Linked DNA regions of Homo sapiens: region 1 is linked to region 2. A link is a loop called in an ENCODE intact Hi-C map of the cell type or tissue named here. Cell type or tissue: adrenal gland. All regions are shown on one strand. Links, peaks and the distances in the headings refer to the core of each region. The heading gives the core; the rest is flanking DNA.

Region 1 (8,539 bases), core at 188-8,187, 140 kb after region 2:
CCTCCGCCTCCCGGGTTCAAGAAATTCTCCTGCCTCAGCCTCCCGAGTAGCTGGGACTACAGGCACCTGCCACCACACCAGGCTAATTTTTGTATTTTTAGTAGAGATGGGGTTTCACCATATTGGCCAGGCTGGTCTTGATCTCCTGGCCTTGTGATCCACCCACCTCAGCCTCCCAAAGTGCGGGGATTACAGGTGTGAGCCACCACGCCTGACCAGGAAACAATTCTTAAAAGAGGCTTCACCTTCTTTCCACAGAATCCCTAAAAACCCATTTGTAAATGAAGCAATCTGTAAACACCCGTTGCTTGGAATGTAATGGTATCTCATATATGCGGAGCACTTTACACTTTTCAAAGGGATCTGGCATTGATCCAGCATCTACTTGCACTAGGGGTGCTGTCTCGTGTAATCCTCCCAGCAGCCCCCATGAGGAGGTATTACCACCCCTTCTCCATATTTATTTATTTATTTATTTATTTATTTATTTATTTATTGAGACAGAGTTTCACTCTTATTGCCCAGGCTGGAGTACAGTTGCACAATCTTGGCTCACCGCAACCTCCGCCTTCCAGGTTCAAGTGATTCTCCTGCCTCAGCCTCCTGAGTAGCTGGGATTACAGGCATGTGCCACCACACCCGCTAATTTCGTATTTTTAGTAGAGACAGGGTTTCTCCATGTTGGTCAGGCTAGTCTCGAACTCCCGACCTCATGTAATCCACCTGCCTTAGCCTCCCAAAAGGCTGGGATTACAGGCGTGAGCCACCACGCCCGGCCCTTCTCCATTTATTCATCCACAAATATTTAAGCGAATGAGCCTTCCTGACTTAAGCAAAAGTTGTAGAAACAAAGGTAGACGTGCTGACTATACAAAAGGAAAAAAAAAGGAGCTTAAAGGGATAGAAACCTGTACCTATGGCTTCCTTGGCCCATAAGGATGCCCCTCTTAGTATCTAAGGGATAGGAAAAAGTGATCAATGGGAAGCACTGAGATGATGGTAAGAAGGGACTCTGATCTCCTCAGCTAGGCAAAGCCATGGGAGGAATTTCTCTCCTTGGGTCTACAGTGAGTCAGTTCTCTGGGAAGTGGGTTGGGTGAATGCTGGAATTTCCTAAGTGGTGGGAGCCTGAATGTGCCGGGTCTTGTATCTGAAGAGGTGAGAGATTTAGAGCAAGGCTGTGCCTAAGCTTGGAAACTAGGTGACAGGCCTTGTCCAGCAGCACTGGCACCAGGAGTCCCAGAGTCGAGCTCAGCTTTTCCATTGACCACCCATGGGGCTTGGACCAGAACCTTTCTGGTTCTAAGCCTCAGTTTCCCCTTCAGGAAAATGGAGTGGTTGGATGGGATGCTCTGAAGGTCTGAGACTGCTCTGGTCTTCTAGGGTTGACAAGGGAAATGGCTTCCTTGCCTTTGAGGCTGAATCTGATTTCTTTCCTTCTTGTTTTTTTTTTTTTTTTTTTTGAGACGGAGTCTCGCTCTGTTGCCCAGGTTGAAGTGCAGTGGCAAAATCTCCGCTCACTGAAACCTCCGCCTCCCGGGTTCAAGGGATTCTCCTGCCTCAGCCTCCCAAGTCTCTGGGATTACAGGTGCGCACCACCACACCTGACTAATTTTTGTATTTTTAGTAGAGACAGGGTTTCATCATGTTGGCCAGGCTGGTCTCGAACTCCTGACCTCTCGTGATCCACCCGCCTTGGCCTCCCAAAGTGCTGGGATTACAAGTGTAAGCCACCCCGCCCAGCCTGGATCTGTTTTCTTTAGGGGGAGTGGGGTTGGGAGTGGGGTGGGGAGCACACGCAGGTACAGTCACACGCATGGGAGGCTGTCCTGTGCCAGGTGCTGGAGATGCAGCAATGAGCAGCGCTGACCCAGGTCCTGGCCCTTGCTCTTGGGGAGCTCACAGAATGTCAGGAAGGACAGACACTGAACAAGGAATTAAACAGTACTTCACTGAGTTAGGAGAGAGACCACGATGATGAGAAGGAGCCCACATGTGAAGGGCAGAAGGGAGTTCCAGGCAGAGGGAGCAGCCACACACAGGCTATAGGCAGAAACACAACCGCCATGCTTGGGCAACAGAGAAAGCCTGAGTGGCACAGTGGTGAGGGGAGATGGATGGGCAGTGACATGTCGCTCACAGTCTGGCTTAGGTACAGAGTCCTGTTTGGAGACAGGAAACAGGACTCGGTGACCCCCCTCTGTTTCTTTCTCCCTGTGTAGGGAAGACACACACACCCCCTTGGATATAGCCAGGTAGGGGCTGCTGCTCTTCAGCTGAGCTTTGCAGAAGATCATTCAAGTCAGGAAAAAGTCTGTTCTTCTCCCCCCACTCCCAACGGTGGGGGGGACCTTGGGGTCTCGCCCAAGGAAAGGAAGCACTGCTTCCTGGTTTATGTTGAGATGGGAAAGACTTGCCCAAGAACAATGGCGTTTTTGCAAAACACCACTTTGTTCTGGTGAGACCAGGAGGTGGTTTCCTTCGGGACCTAGCCTGGTCCCACTGCCCCAGACCTGCCAACCACAACAGCCACATGGCGTTCTCTCTCGGACCAACCTTTCATCTGAGACACTTGCTCACGCACAGCTCTGACTGGCTTAATTAACCCTTTGGGCCCCACCCTGCCCAGGCAGGATCATCTCAGGGCTCATGGAGATGTCCTTAGAGATCCCAGGACATGCTGGCCAGGGGAACCAAGTCTGATGGGATGGGGGAACCAATCAGACTTGACATTCTGTTTTACCATTCAAAAGGACCTTCTGGAAAAAGCACTCAGACCTATCCTAGGAGTGTCTCAGCTCAAAAAAGTCTTTAGAGCACCAGAGTCAGAAGGTCGTACTTTTCTTGGTGGGGGAAAAATAAGCAAGCTTTTCAAGGCCACACATACAGTTAGTTGTAGGACCAAGTCTAGAATGCATGGCTCTGACTGTCAGCTTTTAAACATGTACATGCAATCCCCTCACAATAAGTCATAGACACGAGGATAAGAAACATCCTTCAAAGGCGTGTTCTAAACACTTGTTTGCAGAGTTCTCTGGGAAACAGTTCAATTCCCTGTCATAAAACAGCATGCAACACATCTTGGAAGAAGCATGGGTTCTTTCCACATGCTGTTCTGCCCTACGGGAAGTTTAAAATTAAGAGAGCAAAGGGAAGAAAATCTACATTGGAGGGGCAGAGAAATCTGCAGTGGCCTGGAATGTCTGGAGGGAGGTGGGAGGGAGAAGGGTGTGTTGGGAGCTGGGCTTACTGATGTCACAGGCAGTAGGGGATGAGTCCCATGACCACTCCCGTGTTTTTCAGGCAGGCATGGCTGTTCCTCTATGAATCACTAAATGAACCAATTTAGCGAAACAATCATGTCTGTTCAAAGGGGGATATTAAGGGAAAGCAAGTGTGCATATCATTGTATGATCAGAACAATAAGTTAGAACTTTCCTTTTTTCTCTCACTGTTGTGACATTCGGCCTGGCATAGAAACGGGTACAGATAAACAGCAACAGTTTCTCATTCTAATGGAGAGCTACGGTCATGGTGACCGTGTTGGGGGTGATGGTGTGTTCATGGTGGTGGGGGTACTGGTGACAAGTATATCGTGGTTATAGTGATGGTGGTGTTGGTTGTGGTTATGGTGACACTGGTGTCGGTTATAACTGTGGTGGTAGTGATACTGATGGTGATGTTTAGTGGTGATGCTGACTGCAGTTATGGTAAGGATGGTGGTGGTGGGTAGTGTGACAATGATGGTGGTGTCTTGCTTACGGTAGTGGTAATGGTGATGGTGGGGGCACAATGATGTCGATATGGGTAACAGTGGTAAAGATAGGGTGACGATGTTGGTGTTGCAAGGAATGGTTATAGTTTTGATGGTAAAATGACAATTATGTCAATGTTTATAGTGGGGTTGGTATAAGGAGGTGTTGTTGGTCAAAATGATTTTAATGATGCTTCGTGTTGGTGATAATGGTGGTATTGGTGTTGGTGTTAGTTACAGTAATGTTTTTAATGGTATTGGTGACACCTGCCTGTCTCAGTAGGTGACATTGATGGAAGTGCTAGTCGCATGGGTGCTAGTGTGATGGTGAACTTGATGGTAGTCTTGCAGTCATGGCTGATGGTAGTGGCAGCAGAGGTGGTGTTCCCAGCGATAATGGCAGTAGTAGGGAGGGTGGTGGGAAGTCGGTGGTGGTAGCGGTGGTAGAGGCCGAGATGATGACCAGGAGGTTGGGGATTACACGGAGAGCGGTACGGGTTCTGGCAATGATACCCTTAGATACCGTGAGTCGACTGCAAGCTCTCTTCTCTGGAGCTGACAGCATGCTGGACGTGGGGAAAAAGGCTCACCACATTCTCCAAAAGCCCTTCTTTCCACCTGCTGCAATCCTGGTGAGGTTTAATTCTCTGTGCAGGCAGAGATGGCTGCTTTCTGGGGGTCTGTGGGGATGGTGCTGAAAAACAGGTCTGTTGCTGGGAAAGTGGACAGAGAGGGAGGCTCAGGATTGCTGAGCTGGAGGGTGCTTTAGGGGCAGGTCAGCAGGAACGAGGCACGTGAGGGTGTGCTGATGGATGGCAGGGGCCGCGCTGGGGCTGGGGCTGGGGCGGCAGGGAGGCAGTGGTGGCCGGCGTGCAGGGGCTCACGTAGCTGGCAGAGCCAGGGCTGTACTTCCTGCTGACTCAGCAGAGCAGGCAGGAACTGATTCTTTTCGACTAATGTGTCTTCTCCCAGGATTAGCTCATACCGCTCTGGCTGGGAAAGGGGGAGAGGCAGCCTCTCCCATCTCCCCAGGCTTAGGGGCCCTTTGGAGGAGAGGGCAGGCAGACTATGGGGCCCCAGCAGGACCAGTAACTGACTCTGTATGTCCTCGATCTCATTCTCAATGGGCTGCCATTTGGCTGGCAGGGAGCCAGCTCCCCAAATATCAAGGGATCTAGCTACCCTACCCCCACCCAAACCCAATCCAAATGGCTGCCCAGTTCTGCTTCACAAAAGGTCTACCCTGCCCAGTTCTGCTTCACAAAAGGTAGCATAGCCTGGGGGTGGAGAGAGTAAACTGGAGTCAGACTGTCTAACCTCCTTCGCCAGGTCTCCCATGTGTTAGCTGTGTGACTGTCTGTATCTTGGTTCATCATTTGTGAGTTAGGGACAATGACTGCTGCCCAGAGGCTGTTGTGGGGATAGATGAGTTAAGCCTACAAAGTGCTTGAATAAGGTCTGGCATGGAGTGGGTATTCAAAAAGTGTTTGCTGTGATTGCTACTACTGAGTGTTCAATAACTTTAAGCAAGACTCTTAAGCTCTCTGAGACTCAGTAGTCTCACCAGTAAAATGACGATAATTTCTTAACATGCATACTTGATATGAGAATTAAAATGGATTAAGTGGATGAAAGCATCCAGTACAAAGTAGCACATCAGTTATTACTATCTTTGTTGTCGTTAGCACAGGGGCCAGCTTCAGCGTCCTTCCTGGAGTGGAAGTGGGGGGTTTGAGTGTCCTATTGGGGTTTGGATCCTTAAGAGTGTGCTATCTTGTGATCGCTGCCTCTCCGCAAGAGAAGTAACTCCTCGTGAGTGGGAAGATTTGAGCAGATCAGCAGTTCAGTTTGTAGCCTCTTGCCCCCCACCCCTAGCCCTGCTCAGTACTCATGCCCTGGGTAGGGATCAAGAAAGAAAGAGAAGGTTCTGGGAGCATCCTCCTATCCTGAAATTTCCGTGGAATCTTTTTTTTTCCATTTCTTCATCCTAGCTCCCTTTCTTTCTCTTTCCTTTCCCTTCCTTGTTCACCACTCATTCATTCATTCATTCGTTTATTCATTCATTCATTCATTCATCTATAGGACATAGAAGTCATGGGGTCTGCCCTGGAGAAGCCTCTAAGTTCCCACTCTTAGGGAGAACATGGCTCAGGCTCCAATCAGGGCTTCATTACGTGATTCTGTGCATGCAACAGAGGGGCGGGGATGGCACATCAAACGAAAATTCAACTTTCTCTGCATTAAGGAAAACTATCAACAATGATGCTGTGTAGGGACTGTAAAACCAACATCTAAACAAAAGAACGACTGTCTAACTAGTTGATTGCCTCAACTGTAAAAGAGATTAAAATGGTACACTTCCACGGATGTGGTTTTTTGTTTCTACTTGTTTGGACTTCAAATGCATAGAGTCGAGCAACTCACACTCCTTCCTCCGTGCTAATGTAATTTTTCTCCCTCTTCCCAGATTCTCATGCTCATTCCTTACTCCTTTACTCACTCTAGGAATCCACTCCAATGTGTTTTAAAATGTGCCCTTAAAATATGTTTGTCTTTATAAAATATGCATTTGGTTAACAATCAGTTGCACAAGTGCTTCTTGTTTATACCTCACCATGATGTAGCACAATTGACTCCTCCACATACCACTGATGCTCACAATGATCCATGTCCAGCACTGGGTACCAGATCAAGCTATGAATTTTACAAGGCCCATGTCCTTGAGTTGCTCACAGGCTAGGGAAATAGACAATTTAGGACAGGGTTGGGACACAAAGGAGTCAGTGATCAATTCTACTGGTGGGGCGGGGGAGGGCTTCCCAAGGGCAGAGCCACCTGAGCAGAGCTTTAAAAGGTGAATAAGGCCGGGCACGGTGGCTCACGCCTGTAATCCCAGCACTTTGGGAGGCTGAGATGGGCGGATCACCTGAGGTCAGGAGTTCGAGACCAGCCTTACCAACATGAAGAAACCCCGTCTGTACTAAAAATACAAAAAAATTAGCCAGGCATGGTGGCACATGCCTGTAATCTCAGCTGCTCGGGAGGCTGAGGCAGGAGAATCGCTTGAACCCAGGAAGGCAGGAGAATCGCTTGAACCCGGGAGGCAGAGGTTGCGGTGTGCCAAGATTGTGCCATTGCACTCCAGCCTGGGCAACAAAAGCAAAACTCAGTCTCCAAAAAAAAAAAAGGGCTGGGGGCGGTGGCTCACATCTGTAATCCCAGCACTTTGGGAGGTCGAGGCGGGCAGATCGCAAGGTCAGGATATCGAGACCATTCTGGCTAACAAGGTGAAACCCCGTCTCTACTAAAAATACAAAAATTAGCTGGTCGTGGTGGCGGGTGCCTGTAGTCCCAGCTACTCGGGAGGCTGAGGCAGGAGAAAGGCGTGAACCCGGGAGGTGGAGCTTGCAGTGAGCCGAGATCGCGTCACTGCACTGCAGACTGGGCAACAGAGCAAGACTCCTTCTCGAAAAGAAAAAAAAAAAAGGTGAATAAGAGCTCACTAGGTGTATAGCAGGGAGGAGGAAATGGGAAGAGGTGCTCCAAGTAGAGGGAGCAGTATATGAAAAGGGTTGGAAGCATGTAGCAGCTTAGCATGTCTAGGAAATTGAATGATTTTGTTGTGGCTGAGGCAAATGGTATGAAAAGGAAGGGCAAGAGAAAGCAGCTGGCATTTATTGAGTGCGCCAGATGCTGTTCTCAGTGATTAAGTACTGAATTTCTTTTAAGCCACACAACAACCCTAGGCATTGTGAAAAGAAATTAAATTTTGGGACCCCAGATGCATTTAGTCGAAGGGAAAAGTCAAGCTGGGAACTGGATCATGCAAACCTGCCTCCCACTTTTAGTTCCTAAGTAAGATGGCTGGCCAGGCACAGTGGCTCAAGCCTGTAATCCCAGCACTTTGGGAGGCCGAGGTGGGCAGATCACCTAAAGTCAGGAGTTCGAGACCAGCCTGGCCAACATGGTGAAACTCTGTCTCTACTAAAAACACAAAAATTAGCCGGGTGTGGCTGCAGGCGCCTGTAATCCCAGCTACCAGATGAAAAGGTACCCATATTTTGCCCACAAGGAAATTCCTAGTGAGCTGTTAAAACTTCACAATGGCAATGCATATTGGTAGCTTATCTTTACAAGGCAGTCACCCCAGCCCACCAGACGTAAATGCATATCTGATTGTTCCCCTACCCCATTGTGTCTGTGTTATCTTATGTAAAATGCAGATTCCTCCCATTTTTCCTCTGCCCCTTTGTTTATGTCATCTTACCTAAAAAAGATGCAGATTCACTTACAGGAAAACTGTGTACTTCTCAATATCCCACCCTTTCCCCTTTAAATTGGGAGCCCTGAAAATCATCTTTGAAGAAAGGCGTAAAGCTGTCTCCCAGGTGTGTCCTTAACTTTGGCTAATCAATCTCCTAAAATGATTGAGACTCGACTCGTTATTTTCCTCAATTGACAGAGTGTACTATTATCATTCCCATTCTACAGGAAAGGAAACAGAGGGCCAGAGAAGTTAGTAACTTGCTTACAGTCACGTAGCTTATAAATGAGGTACCCAAAACTGCATCAGGCTGCCTGGGTTCCTAATCACAATGCTATGACCTCCAAAAGATGACGAAGGTGAGGAGGTCAGAGGTGAGGCTGCAGAAGACCTTAAATGCCAGTTGAGGGGCAAGGAAGAAGGCAACAGGAGGCCCTGAATCAGAGCCTGAGTGCCATTGAGCTGAGTGAGTGTGAGTGACCACAAGTGTGCATGAGGGTGCACATGCTACAAGCGCGGTG
Region 2 (8,539 bases), core at 234-8,233:
AATGAGTTGGATAAGACCTGCTAACACTAGGGTGGGTGAATCATTTTTACTCAGTACGCTGACCCAAATGCTAATCTCTGGGAATACTCTAAAAACATACCCAGAAATAATGTTTTACTAGCCATTTGGGTCTTCCTTAACCCAGTCAAGTTGACACATAAAATTAACCATTATACCATTCAAAGCCTGCCAGACACATCCTCTGACCCAGGTGCCCAGCTTGGGGGTGGAAGAGATCCAGTATAGGAAGTAGGTATTTTGAGAGCACATTCAAGGCAGACTTAGGAAACAAAATCCCAAAGGCAGCCAAAAGAATACTAATTTGAATCCTCCAAAAAGGTTATCTTCAAACTGGGTATTCATACCTGTGGATGTCCAAAAAAATTTCCAAGGAATATGTGAACATATTTAGCTTTAAGGGAATCGATGTCCAAATCCCGATCTTTACTTTCTGCATGTACTCTTTTCAAAAACTAATCTTCCTGAGAGGAGTAACATCAGTAATACAGCATAATAGGACATCTCAGACCTTGTTCCTCCATAGACACTGACTTAATATATGGTCCAAAAAGCTTTTATGAGAATTCTAGAAACTAGTGCCTGAGGCAAGTTCAAAGTCAAGAACAGCTATATTAAAATGGGTAAGAAGAAACATTTTCATTTAACCTACAATAGCCCTTTCCCAAAGCCAGTACAGCTTGGTGCTTTCAGGAGTAAATGCCCAACTTGAAGCTTCTACCTTGAGAGTGAAACAGAAGAGTAGAATGTGCGTCCAACATTCAGGCTTTTCAGGGGGCTCCCTGAGGGACCGGTTTCTGTCTTGCCTGACACTGAGTGCTGATAAAGTTAAAAAAAAAATTATATATATATATATATATACACACACGTATATATATACATATATGTGTATATGTATATGTGTATATATACACATATATACACATATATACATATATACACATATATATACATATATACACATATATATACACATATATACACATACACACACACACACACACACACACATATATATATATACATACATACATACACATCCCCTGGGGACTGCTGAGAACAAGAGACATCAACAGCTTGTTGTAGACCCTGAGAACTTGCAGTACTGTAGACAGACACCAGAGAGAGCAAGAGACCACAAGCTTCTGAAAAGACACCAGCAAACCTCTCGAATTGGGAAATCACAGGCACAAGCCCAAGAATACGTATCTCCAGAAAAGGTTTGAGAGACCACTCCCCCAAACTGTTAGTTGAGCTGAATGTTTAAGGTTTTCCCCTTTATGAAGCCAATCCATTAAAACTGGAAGACATGGTCATTTTTTCAAATCCACAAACTCTTGCAAAAAATAACAAGACATATGATGATAGTGGGAAACATGGTCCAGAGGACCAACTATGTATCAGAAATGGAACCCTAAAGAAACAGAGATCTATGAATTACCTGACAACGAATTCAAAATAATCATCTTAAAGAGGCTCAGTGGGCTACAAGAGAATCAGATACACAAATGAAACCAGGAAGTGACCCATAAAAACCAGAATACCAACAAAGACGCAGAGGCCGGGTGCAGTGGCTCAGGCCTGAAATTCCAGCACTCTGGGAGGCTGAGGCAGGAGGATTACATGAGCCCAGGTGTTTGAGACCAGCCTGGGCAATAGAGTGAGACCCTGTCTCTAAAAAGAAAAAAAAGAATCTGTTAAGAAAAAGACCAAATGGAAATTCTGGAGTTGAAAAAAACAATAACTGAATTGAACAATTCACTAGAAGGGATCATAACAGATCTAATTGAGCAGAAGAAACAATCAGGAAATTTGAGACAGGTTATTTGAAATTACTGAGTCAGGGGAAACAAAAGAAAAGATGAAGAAAAGTTAAGAAAGCCTAAGGGACTTATGGGATACAATATATGATCCAAAGAAGCCATCCCTGAGACACATAATAAACTGTCAAAAGTCAAAGAGAGACTCTGAAGGCAGCAAGAGTAAAGTGACTCATCAAGCACAAGGGAGCTCTTATAAAATTATCAGCAGATTTCTCAGCAGAAACCTTACAGGACAGAAGGGAGTGGGATGATATATTCAGAGCACTGAAAGAAAACCTGCCAAGCAAGAATAGTATTCAGGAAAACTGTCCTTCAGAAACGAAGGACAGAAATTTGGTTTCCGGTCCAGCATGTAAGGAGCTTAGAAGGTAACACTCCATCTAAACAGGTTAAAAGGCTGAGCAACAATAACAAAACCAAACAAAAGCTGAACAACTCTTCTTAGATTTGTTAGAGGAATGAGACCACTAGGCAGATTGCTGCCGCCAAAATTGGAGAGACAGGAAATACAGGCAGTCACAAGTTACTGGAAATGCAACAGATGAGCAGAAGCCTCTACAGGAGGTTTGAAAACAGGAATAGGAAAACCTAAACTGTAACTGCCCCAATTTTTGGAGAAACAGTGTGGACAACTCAGAGAGTTAAAAATTCCACCAGGGGCCAGGCATGGTGGCTCACACCTGTAATCCCAACACTTTGGGAGGCTGAGGTGGGAGGATTGCTTGAGCTCAACAGTTTAAGACCAGGCTAGGCAACATGGCAAGACCCCGTCTCTTTAAAAACTTTAAAAATTAGCTGGGTTTGGTAGTGCACTCCACTAGTCGCAGCTCCTCAGGAGGCTAAGGCAGGAGAATCGCTTGAGCCCAAAGGGGTTGAGGCTGCAGTGAGCCATGAGCATGTCACTGCACTCCAGTCTGGGTGACAGAGCAAGACCCTGTCTCAAAAGAAAAAAAACATTCCAGGGGTACTGAGTTATGGAGATGCCCCAACACTTTTGTGATTTTTACCTCTCAGAGCTCTACCAGATCCTCACAGTAAATCTCAGAGAAAAATCCCTTCATGCTTCTAGCAGAGGGAGGGGAAATAAACCATTTTGCAGTATGCCAAAGCATTCTGTTGTTTTTAAAAAGGTCTACCCTCAGGAGAAAGAATTTTGCCAGAGCCTAACCTACCCCAGGGAAGGGAAATACCCAACTCCAGCAGTCTGCAGCCTCCCACCTGGGGGAAAGGAAATACCAACTCCAGCTTCCTCTAAGCTTCCCTGTAGGAGAAGGGAGATACCCAACTTCAGTCTCCTCTAGTGGTTTTGCCCCCACCTAAGGGGAAAAAACAAAAGCTGAGAAGCACTGGTGAAGTTCACAGCCTAGACCCAAAGCCTCACCAAAAAACTGAGACCTAATAATAGAACTGTAGAACACTTCTCCCTCCTGCAACACCGCACTTCTACATTACTAAAGATCTATATCTTTTTTTTTCCCCCAAGACGGAGTCTCACTCTGTCGCCCAAGCTGGTGTGCAGTGGCTCAATTATAGCTCACTGTAGCCTCAAATTCCTAGGCTCAAGTGCTCCTTCTGCCTGAGCCTCCCAAATAGCTGGGACTACAGACATGCTTAGTTAAGGTTTTGTTGTTGTTTGTTTGTTTAGAGATAGGTCTCACTCTGTTCCCCAGGCTCTAAAGGCCTATTTACCACAGTTCCATTTACCCAGTACAAAACTGCTCATTTTTTTCCAACAAAAAAATTAGAAGGCACATTAAAAGAAAAAAAACCACAGCTTGAACAAATAGTGCAACCATCAGAAGCAGACACAGACATAGCAGGGATGTTGGAATTCCCCTAATCGGAATTTAAAACTACTATTGTGTCTGAAATTGGTGGGCTCTTGGTCTCACTGACTTCAAGAATGAAGCTGCGAACCCTCGCGGTGACTGTTAACAGTTCTCAAATGTTGTGTGTCCAGAGTTGATTTCTTCTGATGTTCAGACGTGTTCAGAGTTTCCTCCTTCTGGTGGGTTTGTGGTCTTGCTGGCTTCAGGAGTGAAGCTGCAGACCTTCACGGTGCTACAGCTCATAAAGGCAATGGGGACCAAAACAGTGGGCAGCACCAAAATTTATTGCAAAGAGCAAACGAACAAACCCTCCACACCACAGAAGAGCAGCCAAGCACATTGCCACTGCTAGCTCCGGCAGCCTGCTTTTATTCCCTTATCTGACCCCACCCACATCCTGCTGATTGGCCCATTTTACAGAGAGCTGATTGGTCCATTTTACAGAGAGCTGATTGGTCTGTTTTACAGAGAGCTGATTGGTCCATTTTGACAGGGAGCTGATTGGTGCATTTACAATCCCTGAGCTAGACACAGAGTGCTGATTGGTGTATTTACAATTCTCTAGCTAGAGGTAAAAATTCTCCAAAACCCCACCAGATGAACTAGACACAGAGCACTGATTGGTGCATTTACAAACCTTGAGCTAGACACAGAGTGCTGATTGGTGTATTTACAATCCTTCAGCTAGACATACAGTTTCTCAAAGTCCCCACCAGATTAGCTAGATACAGAGTGCTGATTGGTGCATCCACGAGCCCTGAACTTGAGACAGAGTGCTGACTGGTGCATATACAATCCTCTGGCTAGACATAAAAGTTCTCCAAGTCCCCATCCAACTCAGGAGCACAGCTGGCTTCGCGGAGTGGATCCCGCTCCAGGGCTGGGTGCGGAGATGCCTGCCAGTCCCGTGCCATGCACCTGCATGCCTCAGTCCTTGCACAGTTGATGGGACTGGGCACTGCGGAGCAGGGGGCGGCACCCGTCGGGGAGGCTGGGGCTGCGTGGGAGCCCACCGCCACAGGGCTTGGGCATGGTGGGCTGCAGGTCCTGAACCCTGCCCTGCAGAGAGGCAGCTGAGGCCTGGTGAGAATTCGAGTGTGGCCCAGGCCGGCAGTGCTGGGGGACCCGGCGCCCCCTCCGCAGCTGCTGGCCCGGGTGCTAAGCCCCTCACTGCCCTAAGCCAGCGGCGCCAGCCGGCCACTCTGACTGCGGGGCTCAGAGCCCACACCCACCCGGAACTCACGCTGGCCCGCTAGTGCTGTGGGCAGCCCCAGTTCCCGCCCGCGACTCTCCATGCTCACCTCCCTGCAAGCAGAGGGAGCTGGCTCCAGCCTCGGCCAGCCCAGAGAGGGGCTCCCACGGTGCAGCGGCAGGCTGAAGAGCTCCTCAAGCATGGCCAGAGCGGATGCCAAGGCCGAGGAGGTGCTGAGAGCGAGCAAGGGCTGCTAGCACGTTGTCACCTCTCACTATGATTAATACGTTAAGAGCTCTAATGGAAAAAGTAGATAACATGCAAAAACAGATGGACAATTTAAACAGAAAGATAAAAATTATAAGAAAGAATAAAAAAGAAATGATAGAGATAAGAAAAAAACCACTAACAAATGAAGAAAGCTTTTGATGGACTCATTAGTACACTGCAAATGGCTGGAGAAAAAAGAACCTCTGAGCTTGAGGATATGTCAACAGAAACTTTGAAAACTGAAAGTGAAGAGAAAAAAGACATGAAAAAAATGAGAAAGAATATCTAATTACAAAAAGTATAATATAGGCATAATGAGAATACCTGAAGAAGAAAGAGAGAAAGGAACAACAGAAACATTTGAAGCAATAATGCCTGAGAATTTCACCAAATTAGTGCCAGACACCAAACCACAGATCAGGAAGCTCAGAAATAACCAAGCAAAATAATGCCAAAAACAAACAAACAAATAAACTACACCTAGACATATAATATTCAAGCTGCAGAAAATTAAAGATGAAGAAAAAATTTTGAAAGAAGCCAGAGGAAAAAAGCCACTTACCTATAGGGGAGCAAAAATAAGAATTATATCCAACTTCTTCTCAGAAATCACGTAAGCAAGAAAATAATGGAGTGGAATACTTAGTGTTGAAAGAGAAAAAGCCAAAAACCTAGGATTCTATACACAGTTTTAAAGCAATCAGATTAAAATAAATAATAAAAATTATATCAGCAATCAATGAATTGAAAACAGGAAATCAATAGTGAAAATCAACATAACCAAAACCTGTTTCTTTGTAAAAATCAGTAAAATCATAAGGTTCTAGCAAAGCTAACTAAGAAAAAAAGAGAAAAGACATGAATTACAAATACTGAAAATGAAAGAGAGGAGATCAATTCAAATCCCATGGATGTTAAAAGAATAATACATGAATATTATGAACAACTCTATGCCCACAGATTTGACAACCCAGATGAAATGGACCAATTCCTTGAAAGACACAATCTGTTAAAACTCACACAAGAAGTAGACAATCTGAAACAGGCTTGCATCTGTTAAAGAAACAGAATCAATAAATAATAAACTCCTCAAACAAAAAGTACTAGGCTCAGATGGATCCACTAGTGAATTCTACCAAACATTTAAGAAAAAAATTATACCAATTTTCTAAACATCTTCCAGAAGATAGAAACAGCTCATTCTATGAGGCCAGTATTACCCTAATATTAAAACCAGACAAATACATTACAAGAAAACTACAAATCGATTTGTCAATTTAAAATAAATAAATAAATTTAAAAGAAAACTACAGACAAGTATCTCTCATGAAAATAAATGCAAAAATCCTTAACAAAATATTAGCAAAGCACACCCAATGATGCATTAAAAAAATTATATACATGACCAAATGTGATTTATTCCAGGCATGCAAGCCTGGTTCAACATTAAAAACACAATTGGCTGGGCGTGGTGGCTCACGCCTGTAATCCCAGCACTTTGGGAGGCTGAGGCAGGCAGATCACCTGAGGTCAGGAGTTTGAGACCAGCCAGGCCAACATGGCCAAACCCTATCTCTACCAAAATACAAAAATTAGCTGGGTGTGGTGGTGGGCACCTGTAATCCCAGCTACTCCGGAGGCTGAGGCAGGAGAATTGCTTGAACACAGGAGGCAGAGGTTGCAGTGAGCTGAGATTGCCCCATTGCACTCCAGCCTGGGTGACAAAGAGAGAGTCTGTCTTAAAAACAAAACAAAAACAAAAACAAAACCTGAAAAAACAACCCTCAATTAATGTAATCTATATGTAATTACATCAACGGGCTAAAGAAGAAAAATCAAAGGCCAGGCGTGGTGGCTCACGCCTGTAATCCCAACACTTCAGGAGGCCAAGGCGGGCAGATCACAAGGTCAGGAGATGGAGACCATCCTGGCTAACGCGTTGAAACCCCATCTCTACTAAAAATACAAAAAATTAGCCGGGCATGTTGGCATGTGCCTGTAGTCCCAGCTACTTGGGAGGCTGAGGCAGGAGAATTGCTTGAACCTGGGAGGCAGAGGCTACAGTGAGCCGAGATCGCGCCACTGCACTCCAGCCTGGGTGACAGAGTGAGACTCTGTCTCAAAAAAAAAAAAAAAAAAAAAAAAAGGAGAAGAAGAAAAGGAAGACAGAAAAGGAGAAGAAGAAGAAGAGGAGGAAGAAAAATCACATGGTCATATCAGTGCATACAGAAAAAGTATTTCACAGGACTGGGCGTGGTGGCTCTCACCTGCAATCTCAGCACTTTGGGAGGCCGAGGCGGATGAATCACTTGAGGTCAGGAGTTCGAGACTAGCCTGGCCAACATGGTGAAACCCCATCTCTACTAAAAAACAAAAATTAGCTGGGTGTGGTGGTGCACACCTGTACTCCCAGCTACTCAGGAGGCTGAGGCAGGAGAATCACTTGAACTGGGAGGCGGAGGTTGCAGTGAGCTGAGATTGCACCACTGCACTCCAGCCTGGGCAACAGAGTGAGAGTCTGTCTCAAAAAAAAAAAAAAAAGAAAGAAAGAAAAAGTATTTCACAATATCCATCATTCATTCCTGATAAAAACTCTCAGGAAACTAGAAATAGAGGGAAACTTCCTCAACTTGATTAAAGAATGTTTACAAAAAACCTACAGCTAAATATTATACTTAATGGTGAAAAATGTGAAGCATTATTGTTGCTAAGATCAGGAACAAGGCAAGGATGTCCTCTTCACTATTCCTTTCCAACACTGTATTGGAAGTCCTAGCTTATGCAACAAGACAACAAAATGAAATAAAAGGTATACTGATTGGTAATGATGAAATTAAACTGTTGTTGTTGGCTGATGACATGATCGTCTATATAGAAAATCCAAAAGTATCTACAAAATAACCACTGGAACTAATAAGCAATTAATTATAGCAACATTGCAGGATACAAGGTTAATATACAAAAGTCATTTGCTTTCTATATGCCAGCAATGAACAAGTGGAAATTAAAACATACTACCATTATATTAGCACCCCCCATATTGAAATACTTATGTATAAATCTAATAATATATATACAAAATCTCCTATTTTGTGGATATGGATATAGTAACACTGTGGTATATTGTTTGAATATATAAAGAAGAGTAATGTAAGAGTTTTATTGTAAAATGACAATATCAGCCTGACACGGTGGCTCATGCCAGTAATCCCAGCACCTTGGGAGGCCGAGGCAGGTGGATCATTTGAGGTCAGGAGTTCGAGACCAGCCGGGACAGTATGATTAAACCCCGTCTCTACTAAAAGAAATTACAAAAATTAGCCTGGCATGGTGGCAGGCACCTATAATCCCAGTTACTCAGGATGCTGAGGCAGGAGAACTGCTTGAACCCAGGAGGTGGAGGTTGC

Evidence for each region. A loop is a pair of places that touch in the nucleus more often than their neighbours do. Peaks named below come from ENCODE experiments on the same cell type or tissue, not always from the same donor. Only the 100,000 strongest peaks of a DNase experiment are listed, where the experiment ranks them.
Region 1: it touches region 2 in a loop (4-fold over the local background); 8 of 110 quality-filtered maps call a loop at or near these places.

Annotation. Positions count from the first base shown.
Region 1 is chr1:43,054,056-43,062,594 of GRCh38, forward strand. No RefSeq gene overlaps it. Among named protein-coding and RNA genes, the nearest start is that of CFAP144, 90 kb to the right of the region's middle. RefSeq lists an enhancer at 4,077-4,612. In adrenal gland, for the core only: no CTCF peak of the experiment used is centred there; DNase peaks (open chromatin) are centred at 4,464 and 4,906; H3K27ac peaks cover 1,588 bases; H3K27me3 peaks cover 515 bases.
Region 2 is chr1:42,912,408-42,920,946 of GRCh38, forward strand. No RefSeq gene overlaps it. Among named protein-coding and RNA genes, the nearest start is that of SLC2A1, 42 kb to the right of the region's middle. In adrenal gland, for the core only: a CTCF peak has its summit at 1,132; no DNase peak of the experiment used is centred there.